Regions from separate parts of the Mus musculus genome. Here region 2 is linked to region 1. Evidence: chromatin contacts called from ENCODE Hi-C or POLR2A ChIA-PET data. All regions are on one chromosome and are shown on one strand. The core of a region is the stretch at or near the end of the contact, and the rest is flanking DNA. Distances in the headings are between cores, read along the strand shown.

Region 1 (5,516 bases), core at 1,233-3,732:
ATGTAACCTTGATGCTCTGTAAGGTGATATTTGTATATAGCAACCTGGCCCAGTGATGTTATATAATTTCCCAATGGAGAGGTTATTGAGTAGCCTTGGCCTCTAGTTTTAAACACTACCAGAAGAATGCTGAGCCAACTATAAACACTCAATTTTTGTATGTTTTCCAAATTGTACTTATTACCGCTTTTGATACTGTATTCTGTCTGTGCCAATGGTTTCCCAATCACATAGCAGGCAAGAGATATTTTGTACTTTTTGATCCACTGTAATATTTAATAAAAAATGTTACTATCTGTTTCCTTTGGGAGTGTCTGTCTCTTATTCCTGGGGAGCTTTGTGGCCAGAGCAAAGGACTTCCAGTCTCTGCTTTCCAAATTGGAGATGGTAATGTTGATAATGAGCGTAGCTTATTGGGGACCTACTAGAAGCTTCCTTCGCCTATGAATGGTTATGGCTGATTTACTAATGAGAAAATTATAGTTTAGAAAGGTTTTCACTTGCCAAAGAGTGTCTGACTAACAAATGATAGAGTCAAGATTTGAACTTGGCTAGGGAGGGTGGAGGAGGGACAGGAGGAGGAGGGCAGGCAGGATGCTAAATGTCTCCCATTTCCTAAGCTGCCAGGTCACATAAAGTTACTGTTTGTTGAGTTAGTCAACAAATGTACCTAGATACCTCCATTGCCAGGGCTTTGCTGTTTGGAACTGGGAACACAATGGAAATGGAAAGAGGCTCCCAGTGGAGCCTAAAAGTCTCACTGGAAAGAAGTCATTTACCCTTATAAGGTTAACAGCCCAAGGTGACCTCGTTCTGGGGGAGGAGTCTGATGACTAATGTGATACCTAAGAGGAAGTCACCACTGAACGGATAAGCGTGAGTTAGCTAGAGTGGACTGGGAGAGGGTAATTTAAGCATCAGAGAGCACATATTTAAAGGCCCCGAAGCAGGAATGAGTTGAATTTACAGTAATTGAACAGGGTCTGAGGGTGATAGCTTACAGGGCATGATTAACAGACAACAATGAATGAATGTGGTTAGGTGAGGTTAAAGTATGGTGGAGACCATCTAAGTAGGCCAGATTGAGCCTCTGGTCATTGTCCTGACCAAAAGAAGAGGTTTAAGCAGGGAGACCACCGAGTTAGGTTGTCCACACTGACATCATTCACAAAGAGCTGCCGAGTGGAGACAGGCAGAGTGCAGCCTAACATAGAAGTGGCAGACGTTTTGGGTGGTAGACTGGATGGCCACATCCCTGAGGGACTTGGAAGAAAGAGCACAGGGGTTGAAAATGCAGGAACTTGACGTCGGTATCAATAGCGTCCATTGGGTAGAGATGATAAAGATGTTGGGTCTTTCCCCGAAAGCCTGTGGGCTCGCCCCTGGCCCAACTCAACTTGCCAGCAGTCGAAATGAGGCATCCGTGACGCAGACCGACGGATTCCTTTCCTGAGGAGTCTCGGAGATAAGGCAGGAAGGGCAGGAATGGGGTCAGGGGAGGATTCCGGTGACAGTTGAGGCTTGAGGCCATATCACATCATCGGGATAGGCTTTGAGTAGACCGGAGAAATCAATTTGGAGGCAAGCATGCATGCCACTACAACAATGGACGTGTGGGACAGGGGCTTGGGGGGAGCATCCATTTAGATAAAAAGATAATCCAGGACCCCTTTTCTCATTAGAATAGACTCTCCAATGGACTACAAGGCCAGCAAGAGTCGTGACAACATAGCTGTGCTTCCCACCCTCTCCTCCCTGACTGCCATCCCTTTTCTAACGGGAAGGACCCTTAGCCCCATGGTCCTCTGACCATGACTTTGACCCACGTCTATCTCATCCTGTACTGTGGCTTGGTTGCATACAGCAGAAGGATATCTATCCCTCTGCACCACACTGAGCCTCTGTAGATGAGATTCAAGCACAACAGGAAACTTCATGATTTTTTTTTTTTTAAATCAGGTTTGCTTGGTAAATGTTGTCAGAACGGGACAATACCTTTGGTAAAGATTCACTTGGGGCACAAAAGCAATGAAAATACCTAATGATACATTCCAGGAAAACGGCCAAAGAGAACAAATGTTTTACAGCTGATAGCGATCAGGGTCTGAGTGGTTATTTACAGTAAGCCTAAGTGGAGAGGAAGAGCTGGAAATGACCAGTGGTCAGGAGTGGGGTAAGAGAAGAGAGAGCCATAAGGTTGATCTACAAAAATATAAATAAATAAATAAATAAATAAATAAATAAATAGATAGATAGATAGATAGATAGATAGATAGATAGATAGATAGATAGATAGATAGATAAATGAATTGCATTAATTTGTGCTACATGGATTCAGAATTCCTGAATTCAAGGACCTCTGGGCAAGTTACCAGAATTAACATTGTGAAGCATCTGTTGAAATAGCAGACTATTTTTAATCATGTTTTTCCAGGGCCACAGGCATCCAGCCAGCTGCCTCGTGTATAGGTCAGAACCACAGGCATTCAGCCAGCCACCTCGTGGTCACTCAGGTCTCTTCTCAGAATCCCCACTGCATTCATTGTTACTGACTCGCTGTGGGATCCAACTGTCCAGTATAACTTCCCGGGGGTGGGGTGGTAGAAATGTTTATGGAAGTCTTTTCCAATATCATGTCTCACGGCCAGTGTGGTGACTGAGCCCCTAAAATGTGCCCACTGTGACAAGGGAACTGAGTGCTGAATTCTGTCCGTTACATTTGAGGAGCCACATGTAGCGGGATATCAAACGGGACAATGAAGATCTAGAAAAGCCAGATGGCCAATCTGTCTTTGGCTACACTAACTGCAGATATTCCGTGTCTCCCCAACACAGTAAAGCAATGACACTGTGCCTCTCCTTCCCCATCCCCCCCAAAAAAGAAAGAAGAAATTAATTCATGAATGGTGATGCTCTATTTCATTGTGGATTTACACACTGCAGGAGTTAAATTCTCACTTAAGGAGTAAGTCAGTCACTGAACAAGCAACCACTAGGAGGTGCTCACGGGTATGGCCTCTGGCTCCAGCCCGACTTTTTTGGTTAAATCTAATGATGGGAAGAATAAACTCAGTTTTCAGAAAGTCTGTAACGTGCTAGATACAGCCACATTCAAGTCACCCTACTTCATTCTATGGCAGCTTATCATTCACTGTAGAGCCGAGAGAACCGCCAACATGAGATAGATTGCCCGGTAGCAAGGCCCTCGGGGTGGGGCACAGCATCTTGTATAGTTAAGTCTACTGACAACCATGTTTTGGTGTTTTTTTCAAGCCTGGGCCTGTCACTTCACTGATGCAGTGACGACTGGAGTAATTAATGATCTGACCATGCACACTACCCGCACTGCTTAAAACGTTGCTTTGGTTTGGTTTGGTTTTGGATTGGGGGAGGGGCAGAGGTCTCCATTCATCATTAGCCCTCATAGAAATCCACGACATAAGTACGATACTTATTTCCACAAAAATGAAAAGTAAACAAATGGTAAACATGACATGTATCTGTACTTGACAACTGTGAAAAAACAAGGCATTATTGAGATCTTGCTAACCTGTCAGGATGAGACATGCGGCCCTGTCGTGGTGGCTAAGCCTTCATCCGGTCATTTTGTCTAGACTCTTCTCCATCATCCCCCTCTTCAGCCCTAAAATTCCCCAAACTGAATCCTCCCAAAACCTCCAGGTCTCAGCCTTTTAAGGCAATTTGAGAATTAATGAGACAAAAAAGAGGAAAAACAATACAAGGAGAGGTTCTCAATAAATAGTGTTAGCAAAGAAAACAGAGCCAACGGATGGTTTAATTTATTAGAATCAAGCTTAGAGAACTGGGATTTTTAAAACATATTTTTTTTCCTAAGGTGGGGAAAAAAACTAACAAAATGTTCTGAAGCCCATAGAATTAAAGATTTGCTTGGCACGCAAATATTTCCTGTCCAAAAAGCACCAGGTTTGTATAGTTTTAGAACCGTTTCAAAGAACTGAAGACTAGGAATGGGTAAAGCGTTCTTTATGAGTTCTCTGTCATCTTATTGCCAAGATGCAGAAAGCTTAGTAAGATCCCGGCTACAAAGGCAGATGTTTTCACAGGTATATACATTCAGACAGATGCACTCATGTTTACATAAATAGATGAAATTATATACACAAATTATTTATTCAAACTATATTAAAATAATATTAAACCGTGCCCAAGAAAAGCTTATTCCAGACATATCAGGATAGTAGGAACTAAATTTTTTACTAACAAAATAATATACAGAATAAAATCCCATCTGGAATAAAATTAGGTTGAGCCCATATGTCAAGCAATGGACAGATGAACTCTTAGTGGAATTTCTGGCTGAAAAGATTTTAAAGAAAACACTAGGATAAATTCCTAACTCTCCTAGGGGAAAAGGCACCCTAACCACTACTCAGGATTTCCATGCTGAACCGGCTTGCTCTATACAGTCTCCATTTGGAAAAGCAAATTCCAAGTGTTCATTTTATTGGGAAAATAAGTGCATGGGCCTTCACCCAAAGGCTTCATTTCATTTACAAAGCGCCTCTAGGGGATCACCAAGGAAGCAGGCAGAGGTGATAAGAAGTACAGACATAGAGCATTGCAACTGAATGAGTTTGGACAAATATATTCACCTACATAGACCCACCCCTCCAGGTCCCCAGGGGATTGTTTTTAGAACCTCCTCCACCCTAGGATGCTCAAACTGACAGATAATCAGGAGTCTAGTACAAACAGCTCAGTATTTGTAAATCACTACATATGCCCTCCTGCACACTTGAAATAATCACTAAGTGACTTTTTAAAATGTATTCATTTTTAACTCTGTGTATGTGTGTGTGAAGGGTGTTTACATGTGAGTGCCAGTACCCACGGAGGCCAGAGGAGGGCATCCGGTTCCCCTGGAGCTGGAGTCAGTCTTAGAATCTACCTGACCTGGGTGCTGGGAAGTAATCACAAGTGCTGTTCTTAATTGCTGAGCCATCTTGCCAGCCCATCTAGATTACTTATAATATCAAATATAACATAATGCTATGTAAAATTGCCATTTCTCCGTGTTGCTTAGGGAAAAAATACAAAATAATAACAATAACAACAACAATAATAATATAATCTTTTCATGTCTGGTAGAGGCTCATTGATTTTCTTTGCAAATACTTTAATCCCATTTGTTTAAACAGCACATCAATAAAAGTAAAACCAGATCTTTTTGGAATGCTTAGAAATGAAGAAACAAAGTGGGTAATATTTTGAATAATGTGATTACTCATCTGAAAAAAATGCAAAAGTATTTGCAGATACATTACTGTAAGGAACAGGAGGGCTCAGTACACTTGAGTAATTCAAGATTAAAATGTCTGTAATACTTTTAGCTGCCAACCACAGCTAAAGTGATATATTTTTTTTCCATTAAGGACAGCAATAAGACCAAAATGTTTCTATGAATTAAATCTAACAAAATGAGTTTGAAAGTAATTTGGCAAAATGGAGTGCAGATGTGTTTCATGAGTCTGGAA
Region 2 (5,817 bases), core at 854-3,353, 38 kb before region 1:
TGCTGGCAAGCCTGCTGATGTAACCTAGTCTGCAAGGGTGGCCAATGAGAGACTGAAACAACACTTGGGTGCTCTACAACAGCACTTGGGTACCAATGTAAACCACCAAGGCGATACGGATGAAAACTAGGATGCTTAGATGATTTCCGATGCCAATAAACTATGGTGTGCATAAGTTTAGGCTTATCAACCTAGTACTTGGCAGGGAATATTGGTGATGGTGTAAAAAAGTCAGAGGCTCTCTTTCTTCCTGCGATGTCACAGAGGGCAAACTTTTGAGGACATTGTCAGTAAAAAAATGTTATGTGGAAAAAATGTCTTTACCCTACTTCCTCAGCCCCTTAGAAATTACGAGTCATCTCTGGCGACCCCGCTGAGGTGCCCAGACAGTGTTATTCTTGTGAGACCAGTCTGAAGCAATGAAAGCAGTGTGCTTGTCTGAGAGAATGAGCAGTAACAAATCCCTCTTAGAGGGGATGTGTTTCCCCCTCCAATAAATAAACAGAAACCTTCTCATGTGCTTAGAGCTCAGAAGGATCTGTGGAGGCTGACAAATTGGAAAGAGAGAACGGTGTAGAATCTGTGGGACATTTTTATTCCCAACGTTTCCCGGCCCTTACCCTCTTCCTGCCCGATGTCAGCCAGGAGATGTAAAGAATATTGGAATGTACACACTCCCTGTGGGGGCATTTGAACTCCAAGGCTGACCCTTTGTACTTCCCCCTTTTACAATTAAAATAACTCAGCAACTTAGCGTTATATTTAACAACCATCAAAGGCCGCTGTACAACATGGCTGCGAGCAGGGAACATTAGGTTAGCCAAACACCAAAGCCTGCCTGTGGGGTAGAAGGAAGAACCATGAAGTATATGCCTCCCTTTATGTCTTAGTTGGGGGGGGGGGGGAAGAAGAGGGTTCCATTTGTTCTATTTGGGGTTTTAACTGTTCTCTACTCTTTCTTTTCTGGCAAGGAAACATGTCCTATCCCATTCTAAGCTGATGAAAAAGCCATCAAGTCATCATCAAAAAATCTGCTTTTTTAGTACACTGCTCAATGTTGTGTGCAGCCATCAACCACAGATAACACATGACAATGACCCAGCATGGAGAGCTCCTCCAGGTGTCTAGAAAGAGAAAGCGGATAAATGCATACAAAGAAATAAACCTCTCTCTTTTATATAAAATATACAGTATTGGGCTATTGTTATGGAAACCGGGTTTAATCAAGGAGCTTAATGGTGGTGCCCTTTGGGGGAATAAAATGTATCAAAGGGAAAATCAGCCTTCTTCCCAGATATTAACACTATTTTTTCTGGTTTGACATGAATGTACTGTGAAGAAGACAAAGGACCCTGGCACAACCTGGCCAACTGTGGCCCTCTGGACACCTGTTTGTCAATAAAGTTTTATTGACATTCATGTCACACCCTTGCTAGACTTGAGTACTTGCATCAAGTCCACAGAGCACAAAAGCCTGCTATGTGCTCTTTTATAGAGCTTTGTTGCCATCGTCTAGAAGCATCCTCACTCAAGGGTGTCTTCTGTGGAAAGTGTCACTTACAGATGTCTTTTCAAGCCTTCCGAGACTTGATTTGATATACTGTTATTATTACTTTTTTTTCCAGGTGAAAGGAGAGGCCAGGTCAGCCTTGACCAAGCCGAAGAATAACCACAATAACTGTAAAAAAACCTCAAATGAAGAAAAGCCAAAGCTGTCTATTGGCGAAGAATGCAGGGCAGATGAACAAGCCTTCTTAGTGGCCCTGTATAAATACATGAAAGAAAGAAAAACGCCCATCGAGCGAATTCCCTACTTGGGTTTCAAACAGAGTAAGTATCCTTGCTTTTGTTTCTGAAAGATCAGAATTGCTAAGATTCTTTGAAATTGCAAGGCGGCGGGCGGGGGTTAGGGAGCGGGGAGTGGAAAAAATGTTGTTGTTGGGTTTTTTTTTCCTTTTCTTTTCTACTAGTGATTATGTTGAAATCCTAATCTAGGCAGGGTGTTTTCTGTTTATAGTAGATCCACAAATTGTCCAAGCCAAGAATTTTCTCCCTGCCTCTTTCCGCTGCATTGTTGCCTTCTGGGACAATTGCAGAGATATTTATAGGCAGAAGTCCGAGGACTGTGACTGGAAATAGACGTGCTGAAAGCTTCTTGTTTTCTGTTTTGTCAATCTGGAGTGTCTGCAACTCCTTTCTTATGAGATAATGATAATGATGATGATGTTGCCTTATCAGGCACAGATGTTGCCTGTTCAGAGACAACTTCTAAAAGAAAGATGTTTAAAAGTAGACCAAACAGCCATAAAGAGGGGGAAAAAATCCCTTTAGTTTTAAACCTGTTGTTTTCTTAAAGTCTGAATTCAAATCAAATATGAAATAAAAAGTTGAAGAGAAATCCCAGTTTGTAGCAACTTTGAGCTGGCTGTGCGTCTAGGTGTCTTCATGCATAGACAAGGAAACTCATAGCTTGTGCAAACTTCCATTGTAAATGAAAAAGAAAACCCAGATCTTGCCCCCCCCCCCTTGCACCCTGGAGTTCACAGCCAAGTATATTTTGCTATCTGGATTTCCTGGTGCACAAAGCTATGGGCTCCTCTGGCTTGAAATAGTATTTTCTCCAAATGCGTCTCCCTAGATTAAAGCCATGTGTCATTCTGATGAAGAGTCAAACCTGTATGTTTTACATAACAATTTACATAGCTAATAGCAGCTGGCACCGATTACAAGAGATCACTCGAAGTCATTATAAACTTATATAATGGCACATGATTACAATGTTTGTCTGAAAACTGGCTGCTCAAATAGAAGTAAAATCAATGTTCTATGAAGAGCTCTGTCCCGTTATCAGTGTTTCCGAGAACAAGGCCAAGGCAGGGCTCTTTTAGCCTTGACACAGTACAAGGTTCACTATGGCTTTGCAAGCATGTTGTGTCAGAGTCTTTTGACATTTTAATTCCCCATTTGGTTCAAATCCTGCACCAAAGGATTACTTGAAGTCCAATATTCTCACATTCCAAGGTATCTGGTACAAAACGAGCAACCAAAAATATCTCAATACTAGTTTGAGGCAAGCTTGTTTGGCAGCATAACCAGGCAAACCCTAAACTCCGGATTTTTTTTTTTTTTTTAAGTTACAGTGTTTCCTAACATCACACAGCTATCCAGGCCCAGTTAAGGAGTTAAGTGTGCTTATGACTCCATTTCTCTGTGAATGACTATCTCCCCTTACTGTGTGACTCAAGTCAGGCATGTGACCTGTCTGTTTTCTACTCTCACGTGCCAGCCACATGTTGGCAAAAATACAGCCAAGATCCTTTACTATGGCCTTGTTATCAAACAGTCTAAGAAGGTAATCATATAGTAAAGTGACTGTTTACTGATCACAGAGAAATCTTATCTGGAGGAAGTGTGACTGTCCTAGCAAGGCCTTCTCTCAGAGAACTGAGCAAGCCCCACACCCCTCTTCTGAATTCCCACACATTCCTCAAGGTTCTTCGAACATCTTCTCTTCCTCTGCAGATGATAAGACAGACAAGACTATGCTGTTTGTCCTTAAAGTCCAACAGGCACTCTAGTGTTGCAACTCTCTCTCAAGAAATACTTTTTAAGGGTTAAACATAGTAGATCCTATAATGTTGAACTCTCCTCGAGTGAATTATTTCCTAGAAATTTAGCTCTCTGGGGTGCAGACAATTGGGTTTTTGTTGTTGTTATTCTTGTTGATAGAGGTGATTGGGTTTTTTGTTATTATTTTTTCTTTCTTTCTCTTTCTCATTGAAAAACAAAACAAAAATGTTTGAATTGACGTTTCTTGGAAGTGTGTTAATGCAATGCTTATCTAAATACTTATTGTCCCTCTAACAGTTAACCTTTGGACTATGTTTCAAGCTGCTCAAAAACTGGGAGGATATGAAACAGTAAGTGTTTAAGCAACTTAAATGAAATAATTTCACAATCTAACTCCCCCCCCACCCTACCCCCATCCCTTCTGTCTCTGGCCAAAATGGAGGAAAACTGAAAAGCAAGCACGCCATCATTGGCTGCCTTTCCCAATGGCTCTTACACTTTGGGGGGTTTATTGGACCAGTTTTGGAAATGGTCCCAATTAGTTCCAGGTTTGGCAAAACTGTAAACTTGTCGTAAAACACTACAAGTGGAAAACATATGTAACTCTCCCCTGTCAGGGAAATTAGTTGGGTCTGTAATTTTTTCCCATGTTGAGAAAGGTCTATGACTGTCCGACAAGCCAAGATTGCATAAAAGAAATCTCCCTTGGCAACCTACCTGACATCTGTTCATGTCTAATATGGGAAATGTATTAAAGGCTTTCAGAAGTCATCAGGATTGGCCATTAAGGAATAGAATAGAGCACAGCCTCCTCTCATTCTAGGGCAAAGAAGCTTTATTAGACAAGGGTCACTGCTGCATAAACAGGAAGTTATCAAATTTATTCAGAACAGGCTCTGACATTCTTTATCAGCTAATTCTAACTGACAGGAGTGAGTTATTTTTAGCCCACGGGAAAATTTGATGGCCATGGATTTTTACAGCATGTATTTCTGAGCCAATAAAATATCAGAGGGACAAACGGAGATTAAGATCTTGAAATACTGAGGAGGGCGGGGAGAGCTGCATTAACGTAGCACAGAGAGACGCCATCTGTAATAAAATGAATTGACATAGTAAGATGGCGTCACTGGGAGTGTTTTTCTCTCCCACACGATAATCTGATTAAGTTGTATGGTTCCTCTGGCAATTGAGTGGGAAATTATTTCTTTTCTTCCTTTAAGAAGTAATCTGAGAGACCTCTGTACTATAGTAAAATGAAAGCAACAGACACAAAGTCAAAAAAAGTATATTTATCTTACCCCAACCCCCACAAAACCAGTGGTCCTTGCCATATAACATATATTGTTCCAGAAACTAATAGAATGTTTTGATGTAGGAGTCTGGGCACAGGAAACCAAAGAAAGTGTTATTTGAGTCAGATAATCTGATTATTTACCATCGAGGTACCTGCTAGTAATTCTGACTAAAAAGTGTTTGACATGCATATGTGAACTTATAAACTGCTTGATATATGGGAGCATATGTGTTTACACAGAAACCTAGCACATGAACACATGTAAAAATATTCGTTTCATGGATGCAACTTTATTTGAGAGGTTTGTTTTATAAAAGTACCCTGTGCAAAAATAAATATATTTTTTTTAAACTTGTCTAAATCTGTTGATGGACTAGGATATGGACTCCCTGCCTCAGCTCATGGTTCTGCAAAATCTTGAGCTAATTATAGGTCTCTTCTCTGTGAAAAGACGGAAACTTAGTGTCCTAAGCTCAACAGACAGCCTCTCAGCCTTGACTTGTAAGCTGATCTTACGGTGTGAAGACTATGAGGTTTTACTTTGGTGAACTGTGACCACAGCTGGTTACACAATATTTGCAAAGCATTATGAAATGTCATTTTCCAACTCTGGTGCTTCATGCCATGAACTGATAGGAGGAGTCCAACAGATTTCACAGAATCAGTGTTTCCTACTTTCACATCTGTGTCTTTCCAAGACACCAAGTTGGTGTGGAACAAATAGAAGAAACTTCTGATAAATTTGGGAGCACATTTGCAGCACTTTTGGACTAATAGAACTGATTGATGAATGCATGACCATAAATCAGCAGATTACATGACCATATATTTACAGGCCATCATATGCATATGAGACATATGTTAGACACCACGGGAGAAAGGAAAGATTTGGGTTAGCCATCCTGATCTTTAAGGGACTTAATTTAAAGAGAATCAGTCATTAAATTATG

The links. A loop is a pair of places that touch in the nucleus more often than their neighbours do. ChIA-PET counts read pairs that join two places held with the same protein, here RNA polymerase II (POLR2A).
Region 2: a map of heart shows a loop between it and region 1 (5-fold over the local background). The contact joins two enhancer-like sites. A Hi-C loop is called at or near these places in 9 of 37 maps with a recorded cell type or tissue (adrenal gland, gastrocnemius, heart and 1 more). POLR2A ChIA-PET finds 5 or more read pairs at or near these places in 5 of 5 experiments (Patski and embryonic stem cell).

What each region holds. Positions count from the first base shown.
Region 1 is chr10:68,087,309-68,092,824 of GRCm38, reverse strand. It overlaps a transcript of Arid5b not described here. Among named protein-coding and RNA genes, the nearest start is that of Gm51770, 61 kb to the left of the region's middle. Within about 2 kb of position 2,482, at least 1 of the 3 ENCODE cell types and tissues checked has a DNase peak (open chromatin) inside an H3K27ac peak, as active enhancers do.
Region 2 is chr10:68,124,802-68,130,618 of GRCm38, reverse strand. It overlaps Arid5b (AT rich interactive domain 5B (MRF1-like)), which reads left to right. Exons shown (of 10, transcript NM_023598.2): 6 at 1,626-1,830; 7 at 3,868-3,920. Among named protein-coding and RNA genes, the nearest start is that of Gm51770, 23 kb to the left of the region's middle. Within about 2 kb of position 2,103, at least 1 of the 3 ENCODE cell types and tissues checked has a DNase peak (open chromatin) inside an H3K27ac peak, as active enhancers do.